Linked DNA regions of Homo sapiens: region 2 is linked to region 1. Evidence: chromatin contacts called from ENCODE Hi-C or POLR2A ChIA-PET data. All regions are on one chromosome and are shown on one strand. Each heading gives the region's core, a stretch centred on a gene start or an enhancer-like site at or near the end of the contact. The rest is flanking DNA. Distances are from core to core; before and after follow the strand shown.

Region 1 (5,827 bases), core at 2,307-4,806:
GAAACGCCCTATCTTCCTCCCTGTCCTCCTTCTTGGTCTCACACTTGGGACTCAAAAATGTGGAGTCAGGACCTGCCTCCTAATCCCCTTACTTCTCTGTCCATCTCCCTTCCCCAGCATCGTGCATCTGAGGCATTTGAGATCCTTTTTGAAGTCTGTCCAGGCCTTCCTTTTATTCCTGTGGGGCCAGACAGGGGCTTAGGAAGGGCCAAAGGACCATCATGAGGCTAAGTTGCCCCAGAGCCCCAGGATGGATGGGCCCATTTTTTCCTTATTCCCTGCTCAGTTTTTTCCCCTGCTCCTTCTCTAGTCCTTCTTTCATATTTCTCCTTCTCATCTTGAAAACAGGATGTTCCCTCTTCCCTTGCTGTCCCATTTCTCCCCTGTGTCCTTATTTCTCCCAGTCTCTATCCCCTCTCAAGTCCAGGGCAGGCCGATGCTATTGGTGCTTCTTCACTTTGGGACCCAGTTCCATATTTGTCTTTAGTGTATATCCTCTTCCTGATACCTCCTTCAGTCCCTCTCTGGGCCCCAAGGCTGAGAATCAGTGTTAACTGGGTAAGGATCATTTGCTTCCTACCCAGCTCAATCTGCCCTGGCCATAGGGCTTCCCAGGGAAGGAAGAAGAGGGAAGAATCCGACCACTTTCCAATCCAGTGCCAATTGGCCCACTAAGCATCCTAAAGGTGAATGTGCCCTGTGCCAATCTCTCCTCAGGACTGAGTCAACCCCCTTCAACCTCCTCACCTCTCTAAACACCATCCATAGTAACATGTGCATTACTGGGGTACCTAGGAGTCAGGACTTTTGACTTCAGGCCAGTCATTTCCTCCCGATGGGGAAAGGGTGAGATTTACATCCCCAAATGCTTGAGTCCCTCAGTGAAAGAATTAGTTTTTGTTTGTTTGTTTAAGATTTTGGGGAAGAGATTTGAGGAGGAAAGAAAGGAGATGGGGTGAGAGGGTTTTTAAGTCTGAAACTCTCTGTCATGAGCTGTCCCCATGGTTACTCAAGGACAAGGGGGGACAGTTTTGCCTACAGCTCCAGAGACACAGAGAACAAAGGGGTGACCTTCATTTTTCTTCAAGCCGGCCTCTGTGGGGGTCTGTGAGCAGCTTCTACTGGATCTTTGTTTGGATTCTGTGTCTGTATTTATAATTTATTTGAAATGTGCTGGGTAGTGTTCTCATTTGGGGGCTGAAGTTAGCAACTGGGCCTTCAGCTAGGGAAAGCAGTTGCGGGCAGGGGGTGGGGGGAGATTATATTCACTCCTGCCAAGGACTCCCAGCCCAGGACTCTCTTTAGAGCAAGGAAGCCTCGTTCTCTTTCTTCTCAAGAGGCTCTCTTGTTCTCCATCAGGAGAGCCTTGATTTAGGCTACGGCCTCACTCTCTATGGCCACCCTAAGAGGAAAGGCTACTTCACCTCATTACCTCCAGAGGGCTGGGCAGGGCCAAGTGCCTCATAGGACTCATGTTCTCTCCAACCAGGGCTGGCATCACTGCTTTGCAAAGTGGGGCCTGAGGTAGAAGAAGGTGTCTGGTTTCTCCAGCTGCTGTAGGAGGCTAATGGGCAGGGTACTTGCCCTTTGTCCCACTAGACTCTAACCCAGCACCAGGGTGCCCACCTAGGACCTTTCCTGGACATGAGTTTCCTTCACTATCATAGTCATGAGCCTCCTACTTCTGGGATTGCAGATCAGGGGTGGGGGGAGAATGTTGCATGTTGTTTTCTGGTGCTTGTTATTATATATTTGAATAAACAGTGCTGCAAGTACTTGCCATGAAGGATCTGAGACTGGAGTCCTTCCGGGGATTTATTTTTTCTTCCTCTCCCTTGCTTTAAGTTCTTGAACCAATATCAGGACTTTCACCAAGATATCATTCTACTGCTTTCCACTGTGCACCCCAAGCAACAAAGTCAGACTCTGTTGCTTGGGGTGCAGAGAGGAGAGCAGTTATTCCTAGCAGGCTCTGGTCTAGTGACATCTCCTCTTTTGGTGGCACCCAATTAGACCAAAGTAACTGGGACTCATTAGCAATTCTGGAGCAAACTCAAAAGGTGAGAGATAGTGGCTTCCACAAAGCTGTTTCCATTTGTTCTCCTACCATCTGTGACCCAAACAGGCTTCCTGTCAGGAGTTGAGGGCCATATGCTTCACTTTCTTAACTATCAGCTTCTTGTTGAACAAACTTGCACCTCTATCCCTCTTCAGAGAGTCACACACTACATTTACATCCCCTAGAAAAATACCTTGGGTACAATTGAACATTTAATTTTTACCTGATTCCTGGATGCCCTAGGGATCATCTGTGGGTCTCAGGTTGAGATTCCCTGCCCTCAGAGATTATTCTTGAAGTACTTACACCTTCCCTGGATGAAAAGGAGAAGAAAATCTGAGGTCTTGCTCCCCAACTTGTTTTCCCCTTAGCTAAAGGGTCAAGCGTCGGGGGTGAGGTGTGAGAGGTTGAGGAGGAAAAAGGATTAGTATTACTTTTTTAATGCGATGGCGGCGGGGGGGGGGCGGGAAATGGAGTAGGCAGACTTTTGTCTGATTGTGTGAGGGTGGGAAGAAATGTTATCAGCTGAGAAGATGAAAGAAATGGATGATTAAGGTACTTTCCAGACCTTAGCAAGGAAGATGACAGCTCTGATGAGAAATCTCCCTATGCCGAGGCTTCAGAAGCAGCCCTTCCAGCAGAGAAAGTATTCATTAGAAAAAGAAGGCAAAGTGATGGATGGAGTCAGGGTCCAGCCAGGGTTTGGGAAGAGGCTGTACAGGGTATCGATCGCAGTTCTCAAGAGAAGAGAGACAGATCAGCAGAGATGCTGCAAACACCAGCTGCCTCGGGGCCACCCCAGTTCTGGGGCTGGCTCTGGCTCGGAGACAGCCTTCTGTCATCCTGTCATCATGACAGGTGATCTTGGTCAGCTTGGCCAGGTCCTCTCAAATCCAGACAACGCCACGCCAACCCTCTGCTCTGCATCAGGGCAGCGTGGGTTTCCCACAGAGGAGGCACGACACGGGAGCCGAGGCCCTCCCCCACACCACCCCTGTGTCCTTCAGCACCTCCTACAGACTCCCTCCCCTTGCCCTTCTGATTCACAGCGCCCACCTCCCTGCACCTACCCTATTCGATCTACAGGGGAGCGGAGTCGCTTCGTGGCCGCCAGCCCGGGAAGGGGCGCCAGCCAGCTGGCGGACGCACGGCTTAGAGGGGCGTCTGGGCAGAGAGGTTTGGGGCTGGGGAGAGATGCAGTGAGCTTGGGAGAGTGGACTGGTAGCACAAATAATGTGTGCATAAGGGTTAGAAGAGGAGGTCCTGGAGCTTTGGTCTTCTCTTTTCCCCCTGCAATTGTGCATTTCGGAGGGACTCTTGCTGCAAGCTCGGTAGGCAATAGCATCCGCTCCAAGACTACACTTCCCAGAAGGCTGTGAGTGGGTGGGGGGGGGGGGGGCGCGGGGAACAGGCAACCTGTGTTGCGCTTGCGCAAAGACTGCGCTGGAAAGGCAGGTGGGGAGGAGGGGAGGCGTGCCCGCGACGGGGCGAGGGGGAGGGGGCCGCGCGGCGGCGGCGCCAGGGCGGGCGCGCGTCCGCGGCGGTGATGGCGGTGCGTGAACGCGCGGCGGCAGCAATGGCCGCTCTGGAGCGGCGGGTGCCGAGTCTCGATGACTTCGCGGGACAGAGCTGGAGCTCGTGGGTGGAGCGGGCCGACCTGCCCGCGGCTGACGGTGAGTAAAGCCACCCTAAAGTCCGGGGACCCCATCACTATCTCCCCTCCCCCCTTCCGGGCCCCCGCCAGCTGAGGGGAGCCGCCGACTGGAGCCGCCGTCCGGCTCCCCGGCCCCCCAAACAAAGGACCCGCCGGGTCCTAGTGCCCGCCCGCTCCGTCACCTTCGCGCCTCCGGGTCCTAGCGCCTGCTCACCGCTCGCAGCCCACCCTGCCAACCTCTGCCTCTGCCAGTCGCTAATACCTGCCCCCATATAGGCTTGCCTTTATCTTTCTCCTTGCCTGCTGCCCCTCAGCTCGCGACCCTCCTGCACCTGCCTCCAGCTTTCCCTGTCCGCAACAGTCCTCCACGTGTTTCCCACGCACCCCACTTCTGTGCCCCCTTCCTCACCCCCCTTGTTCCTTCGCCTTTTGCCCCACACCTCCTGCTCCTTTTCGGCATTTGCCTGCAGCTGCAGTGCTTTTAGACCCCCGCCCTCTCCGCGTTAGTTCGTCCGTCCATCCATCTATCCTCCCTCCCTCCATCCTTCGGTCCATCCATCCATGCCTCCAACCCACTGTCCTTTCCCAGGCCTCTTGCCCTGCCTCTTGGCTCTCTGCTCTTACTCTCACCTTCTCTAGGCCCCTGAGTGCCTTAGTGAGCGGGCCTACAGCCCCTTCTTCTGATCTTTGTCTTCTGGGCCCCAGGGAGCACCTGGCCTCGTGGCCTTTCGGGGTGACAGCAGGCATCACGCCCCTGAAGAAGTTTGCAAGTGAGAAGAGGTGGAGGAGGAGACTGCACGGAGGGGTCTCTAATGACACTTGTTCTCCTCTGAGACATCCGACTCCCAGTTTCGTTCTATCCATCATTCCCCGCACTTGCATTTAACGGACTTAGAGTGGGAGCTGCCCCTTGTCTCTTGCGTGCCTAACCCACGACCCCTCATAATCTGGATATTATATAAGATTGTCAACAATCTTCTCATCCTAGAAAGGAGCATATCTGTTAATGGGCATCAGAGAGCAGACCTAAGTGGGAGCCCAGGCCACCCTGGGGCTGCCCCATGCTGGGTGGGCAAAGATGGGGCCATTGTCAGGGTCTGGGTGCATTGAGAACCGGAAATGGAGTCAGACGGGTTTGGTGACTCAGAATTGATTTTTTTTTTCCCAAGGGACAGGGAGGGGGCGTAGAGGAGGGAGGGGGGAGGAGAGAGGTAGGGGGATGGGGAAAAAGCTGCTTTGCACAGCTAAGATGTTTTTGTCATTAACCCAGAAACTGAGGTACAAGGGCAACCCCTGCCCAAAGGCCCTCTAAGAAGGGGAGGGACTTGCATAGCTGACCAAGGAGACTTTGAAGATGCTCAAGGACCAAAGACAGCAGTTTCTCTGCTCTGTGACCATCCTATCAGTGCAGGACCTGAGAAGCTGGGTGTAACTTTGACAATGCTATGGTAACCCAGGTGGAGCAAAATTGAGTTCATGGGGGTGGGGACCTGGGAGAGTATCTATTTGGGATGCCACATAGTAGCAGAAAGGACCCATCGAGAAATCTCAAGAAGAGACTCAGGGACTTATAGAAACATTGGTTAAGGACGGTTTCCCCTTTAAATGGGGAAGCAGGCCCAGAAAAGAGATGATACTTACCCACAATCACCCAACTAGTTAGCAGTGGAACCCTAAACTGCACCTTGAAGTGAAGGGTCCCATAAGAAAGGTGGATGGATTCTTCTTAGTGGGGCCATCTTAGTCCAGATGCAGCAGGTGAAGGAAGATGGGCATTTGAGAATGGACCCACTGAAAGGTTCCCCAAGTGGTCCTAGCACCAGGAGCTTGTCACGGAGTGTGGGCTTCATACTGTTGAGCTGCAGGCCCTGCTTGGGGCTTCTGGAAAGGGGACAACCTCTGGGTTGTCTTCTGGGAAGAACAGTCTCTGGTAAGGAGAGGCTGGAGACTCTCTAAAACTGGCCCTGACCCTTCTGAGCTGTGTTTCTCCTCTAGGGGCTGAGCTGGAGGAGAGTAGCAAAAACACGAAGAAGTTGGATGCCATGACCCTCATTAAAGAAGGTGGGAGTCGACACACATTAGGGCTGGGACCCAGGGCAGACAGGACCACGCTC
Region 2 (5,922 bases), core at 3,276-5,775, 4.4 Mb after region 1:
TGAACTCCTGGGCTCAAGCAATCCTCCTGCCTCAGCCTCCTGAGAAGCTGGGACTATAAGCACATGCCATCATGGACCAGCTAGCAGTGACCTTTCCATAAGCCCCTGAGGTATGGGGATTGTTTGCTACACAAGTTAGCTAAACCTAACTATTCATTTGAATAGGCAACGGACAGTGTCTGCCAAATTTCCCTATGCAAGCTTTCTCTGCTAAGGATACTCAAAAGGAGTCTTAAGAGAAAAATCTTGGTAATACCTAAGGCTTGCAACCTGAGGAAAGGGATGAGCAGGGAGGCTGAAGGGCTGATATTCACATACAAGCATTCAGTAATAAATCACTGTGGGCCTAATGCTCAGATCTTTTTTTTTTGGTCGGGGGGACAGAGTCTTGCTCTGTTGCCCAGGCTGGAGTGCAGTGGCATGATCTTGGCTCACTGAAACCTCCGCCTCCCGGGTTCAAGCAATTCTCTGCCTCAGCCTCCCAAGTAGCTGGGATTACAGGCACCTGCCACCGCGCCTGGCTAATTTTTGTATTTTTAGTAGAGATGGGGTTTCACCATCTTGGCCAGGCTGGTCTTGAGCTCCTGACCTTGCAATCTACCCACCTTGGCCTCCCAAAGTGCTGGGATTACAGGCGTGAGCCACCACGCCCAGCCATGAAGAACATTTTATTACCCCTTACCAGAAAAAGTCCTGTATTCTTCAAAAATATTAAAGACAAAGAAAAGCTGAGGAACTGTGCCAGATTAAAGAACACTAAAGAGACATGACAATTAAATGTAATATATGATCCTAAACTGGATCTTGTGCTGGAAAATAAAAAAAATGCTAAGAATGATGTTATTTGATCAACTGACAACATTTGGAACATGGATGGTAAAGTATTACAGCAATGTTAAATTTCCTGGAGTTGTTAATTGTATGTATTTTGTTTACATAAGAGAATGTACTTATTAGGATATTCAAGTATTATGTGGTAAAGGAGGATGATGCATGCGATTTACTTTTAACTGCTTGGAAAAAAAAATATGTACGTGGGCTGGGCACGGTGGCTCACACCTATAATCTTAGCACTTTGGGAGGCTGAGGTGGGTGGATTGCCTGAGTTCAGGAGTTCAAGACCAGCCTGGGTAACACGGTGAAACCCCGTCTCTACTAAAATACAAAAAAATTAGTCAGGTGTGACAGCGGGCACCTGTAATCCCAGCTACTCGGGAGGCTGAGACAGGAGAATCGCTTAAACCCAGGAGGTGGAGGTTGCAGTGAGCCGAGATCATGCCACTGCACTCCAGCCTAGGTGACAGAGTGAGACTCTGTCTAAAAAAAAAAAAAAAAAAAAAAAAAAAAAAGGCATGTATGTGTGTAATATAACTCTATCTATCTATAACTGCAAATGATAAAGCAAAAGGGGCAAGATGTTAATAATCTGGGTCCTCTTTTTGTCACTCTTGCAACATATCTGTATGTTTAACATTATTTCCAAATAAAAAGTATTCTGGGGTCTGGATTTTTAAAAAATCATTGAGGTTCTCCTCCTGTTGGCTCAAGGGACTTTTCTGCTTTTTATCGTTTACTGCAGACCTTCACTCTAATCTGGTTTTCCCAGTTTCACAACCTGTTGGCTTCTATTTAAATTCTCTTTTTTTTCCTAGCCCCTAGGATTCACTATTTGTTTGAATAGTTTGCCTAGCTTTTTGGTTCAGCTTCTCTCAAGACACAGCCTTCTCATCAGCTTCTCCTATTTGGCCTTAAGCACTGCCGCTCTTGGGCAAATGACTTCTTGCCTGCAACACTGAATCTAGGCTGTAGGCCCTAGAAGGATGTCATACCCTGAATGAAACTTGAATGCTTCCGATTGCTAACTGCTCCACCTCCCTCTCCAGTTGCTCTGACTTGGTTTAGGAGGATGTATTTCACATATCTGCCCCTTCTCGCCTTCTTTCCTGTGTAATCAAACCCTCATCATAGTTTTCTGATTAGGATCCCTTTCTCCAGTCTTTACCCACTCCAGCTAGCCCTCTTCCTTCACCATCACTAGTTCTCTCTCACATTACCTGTCTGAATAAACTTCTTTTTTGAGACAGAGTCTGGCTCTGTTTGCCCAGCCTAGACTGCAGTGGCACGATCTCGGCTCACTGCAACCTCTGCCTCCCGGATTCAAGCGATTCTCCTGCCTCAGCCTCCCGAGTAGCTGGGATTACAAGCATATGCCACCATATCTGGCTAATTTTTGTATTTGTAGTAGAGATGGGGTTTCACTGTGTTGGCCAGGCTGGTCTTGAACTCCTGACCTCCAGTGATCTGCCACCTTGGCTTCCCAAAGTGCTGGGATTACAGGCATGAGCCACTGTGCCTGGCTACCTGTGCGAATAAACTTCTAACAGCTCTACATTGCCTTTCAAAATCTGACTCAATTTACCTTACTACTTCCAAATCGTGCAACTTCTCTGCTTAACTGTAAGCTCCTTCAGGGCACAGACCATGCCTTTTCTTCTGTGTATCCTTAATTTCTTTTTTTTTTATTTCTTTCTTTCTTTCTTTTTTTTTTTTTTGAGACAGAGTCTCACTGTCGCCCAGGCTGGAGTGCAATGGTGCAATCTCGGCTCATGGTAGCCTTCTTCTCCTGGGTTCCAGCGGTTCTTCTGCTTAAGCCTCCAGGGTAGCTGGGATTACAGGCATGCGCCACTACACTTGGCTAATGTTTGTATTTTTAGTAGAGACGGGGTTTCACCATGTTGGCCAGGCTGGTCTCGAACTCCTGACCTCAGGTGATTCACCTGCCTCAGCCTCCCGAAGTGCTGGGATTACAGGCATGAGCCACCACACCCAGCCCCTTAATTTCTTATATAGTGCCTAGCACACAGAAGATGCTCTATAAATAGTTACTGAATGGACAAATGACTAAACTTTGAAACTTCTTTGACCTTACTATGCTCAAATATCACTTCTGATGTTCTTCTCCGACTCTCTCACTTATCTTATATATGTCTGCACACGTTTTTTCCTCATTAGACTGTAAGGTCCCTGAGGGAAAAGACCATGCTTTATTCACCTGTCTCATTCATACCTGACCCAGTGTCTAGAAGAGTGTATAGCACAGAGCAGGCACACAAGCAGTTTGCTGGATGAATGAGTGAATGATACTAAAGAGGAGAAAATACAGACTTTAAGAAGCTCTCCGTATAGTGAGAAAGACTGAGGACCTAAGAGCAATGAAAATAGAAGTTAACAAGTATAAATAAAGAAGGTACAGGTTAATTTAAGTAATCAGATGATGATGCAGAATTCAAATAAAATAGGAGTCAATCAGCAAAGGTTCCCGAAAGGGTGAATTCTGAGAGATATTTGAAAAGAGGAAAGGGACATAACTTGAGAGAGCAGGAGTTTAGGAACATGTCAGAGAGTTAGGTTGAACCAAGGCATGATAAACATGTTTGAAGCTTACATTCTGAGCAGGATCTGTTCTACCCAGACCACAGGTTTCTGCCTTTTTTTCTGGCTCATCAAGCAGGCATGTTTACCCACTCTTTTTATCTTCATGTTTCCCAGGTCAGCCCAATGTGAGGACTTTAAGTAGTAGAAGGAAGTTTCTGTGAAAATATGCAAACAAAACTGCCTTGTGGGATCGAACATTTTTGGTAACCCTAGTTCTCTAGGGAAATAAACTTCCCTGTTCCAGATAAAATGGAACTGCTCCCCGTGTTGTTAAGCCAGAGAGAAAGCCAAATGACTTCCCTTAAAAGGTACTTCAGCGCATTTTACACAAATCATAGTTTTCTGTGTGTGTTATGGGGATCCAAGGAAATCAAAGATGTTAATGAGTGAGATTTGAGAAACAAAACTTGATAGTAGAATTTTGTCTTAGCCACAACTGCCCTTCTCCTCACAGAGTATATGCAAATACCGATGGTGACGGACAGTCACTTTCTAGAGCTCAGATCACTGCTGCCTCCAGCACTTGTGGGATGGAAAAAATGAAGAAATTACAGTTGCCCTAAAAATGTCCCCCACTTCAGGAACCTGAATATTTTACACAGCAGGAGATACATCGGAAGTCCTACAGAATCTCTTGACTTTGGGAGATGCAACTGCTTTTCTATTAGGATAACCTAATTTTCTGTGTCCATTTTCTCAGAATGTTGTGCCCAACGCGTTCTGTTTCCTAAATACCCAGCCTTCCTTCTGGTAGAGGCAAGAAAATTATGCTAGCATTCGCTCACTGCATGTTTTGAGCGTTTGAGTTCAGAGTACAGCTATTCTCTCTCCTCGTAATGTAAACACAGGTTCCCACGGCGGCAATGGGAGACTCCCCTAAGGGGCTCTTGACGTACAGGGAGACTTCCAGATATGGTACACAGATGTCACATTGCTAGAACGTCTCTAGACGGCAACGAAACATTAAAGCCTAACCTGAGGTAATCCCTCACCGGCAGTGAAGCTCCTCTGCTAGGCACTGTCGTCCCGTACACTGCCCAAGCTCTGGGGGTGTCACACTAAACTGTGGTGATGTCACACTAGCTGGGATGACATTTTACAGTTGGATCCCGTACCACCGCCAGGCACCTTTAAATCACCGCAGAGTCTGCAGTGCGGAGGGGGCGGGAAGTCCAGGCCCCGCACTCGATCCACGCTGGCTCCCTACGGAGGCCCACCTACTCGAGGCCCACCGACTCCTACTGCAATCAGTACTATGCGATCGTCCTAGAGAGTCCATTCAGCTGCACTTCCGCCTCAGTAGGTGTCATGGCGCGGGGCGGGTGAATAGTTCCGGCGAGGCGGGGCCGGCCGGGTTGAGGGACGGCCGCTCGGCATTCCGTTCGTCGGGTCTGGCGACAACGGCGGCTGCGGAGCAAGGGGCCCGGCGGTAGCCCCGGACGGCAGCAGGAGGCCGAGGCGGGAGCGCGCGGGGCTGAGGCGGCGGCGGCGGCGGCGGGAAGGGGCTGGGTGGTGGAGCGGGAGGGAGGCTGAGGAGGCTCCCCCTGCGGGACGGGCGCGGGGACGGCTCCGGGGGGCGGGGGCCGGGGCCCGGGCCGGCTCGCGCGGGGGGTATGATGACCCGGCTGCGGGGCCCCAGATCTCGTCTCCTCCGCCGCCTCCTCACGGCAGCCCCAGCTCGCGGCTGAGAACCAGACACACCGGCGGTGAGTGGGGACGGGCAGGAGGGGTCCTCGGCGGGGAGCGACTTCCCCTCAGCTCCCTGAGGCGGGGCCGGGCCGGCCGCCGGCTCTCCTGGAGCGCCCAGCCTGCCGGGGGCGCCTTCCTCAAAGGGCCCCTGCCTGGGACCGGGCGCCGCGTCTTGCGGCCCGGCCGCTCACTGCCGCTGAGGGGATTGCCTTCCCAGGAAGGTGGGGAGGCTCCGGGCTGGTTTTCGGGGCAACTCCCCCTGCCTCCTGCCACTTCTCGCCTGGGCGTGTTGTCCTTAAGTGACAGGGGACCGCCTTGCGTCTCCTCACTCGGCCGGTTTTTTCCCCGGCTGTCGTGGCAGGTTCCCAGTGTGTGGCTTGTGCGTGTGTACTTCACAGCTCCGCTTATCACCATGGTTTTGGGTTATTTGTGCTGTTTGGGACCAGGAAGCCGTGCCTGGAGAGGACGACAGTGGGGTGGGTGTGGAAGCTTTTCTGTCGTCTCCGCTGATGTTCTGTAGTCGTTAGGCTTGTAATTCGTAATGACGGTGGAGACTACGTGAGACCAGCCCACCTAATGTATATCTGTACAAGGGAGATCTAGAGGTCTGGCCCAAAGGGAAACTTTTGCTGCCACCACTTTCAAAGCTTTCGTTAAAAAAACAAAAGGGAGGGGGAAGGTGGAGAAACAACCAAAATTCTGGTAAGGCCCACACTGTTCACAGGTCTGTGGGGAAGAGTCCCCTTTTTGTGCTTAGCAACCAAGACGTGGAGTTCCGTCTCCAGGAGCGTTGGTCTA

Evidence for each region. A loop is a pair of places that touch in the nucleus more often than their neighbours do. ChIA-PET counts read pairs that join two places held with the same protein, here RNA polymerase II (POLR2A). Pooled maps may share reads with other maps.
Region 2: a pooled map shows a loop between it and region 1 (4-fold over the local background). The contact joins the promoter of HIPK1 here to the promoter of ATXN7L2 in region 1. A Hi-C loop is called at or near these places in 1 of 37 single-sample maps with no recorded cell type and 1 of 50 pooled maps. POLR2A ChIA-PET finds 5 or more read pairs at or near these places in 1 of 52 experiments (T-cell).

Annotation. Positions count from the first base shown.
Region 1 is chr1:109,480,349-109,486,175 of GRCh38, forward strand. ATXN7L2 (ataxin 7 like 2) reads left to right here and starts at 3,557. Exons shown (of 11, transcript NM_001350175.2): 1 at 3,557-3,732; 2 at 5,709-5,774. The coding sequence starts at 3,606. SYPL2 (synaptophysin like 2) reads left to right here. Exons shown (of 6, transcript NM_001040709.2): 6 at 1-1,786. RefSeq lists enhancers at 3,029-3,646, 3,647-4,266 and a silencer at 3,460-3,629.
Region 2 is chr1:113,924,799-113,930,720 of GRCh38, forward strand. HIPK1 (homeodomain interacting protein kinase 1) reads left to right here and starts at 4,526. Exons shown (of 16, transcript NM_198268.3): 1 at 4,526-4,734. It overlaps HIPK1-AS1 (HIPK1 antisense RNA 1), which reads right to left and starts at 4,727. Exons shown (of 3, transcript NR_110726.1): 1 at 4,564-4,727; 2 at 3,446-3,590. RefSeq lists an enhancer at 4,437-4,756 and silencers at 4,877-4,926, 4,947-5,256.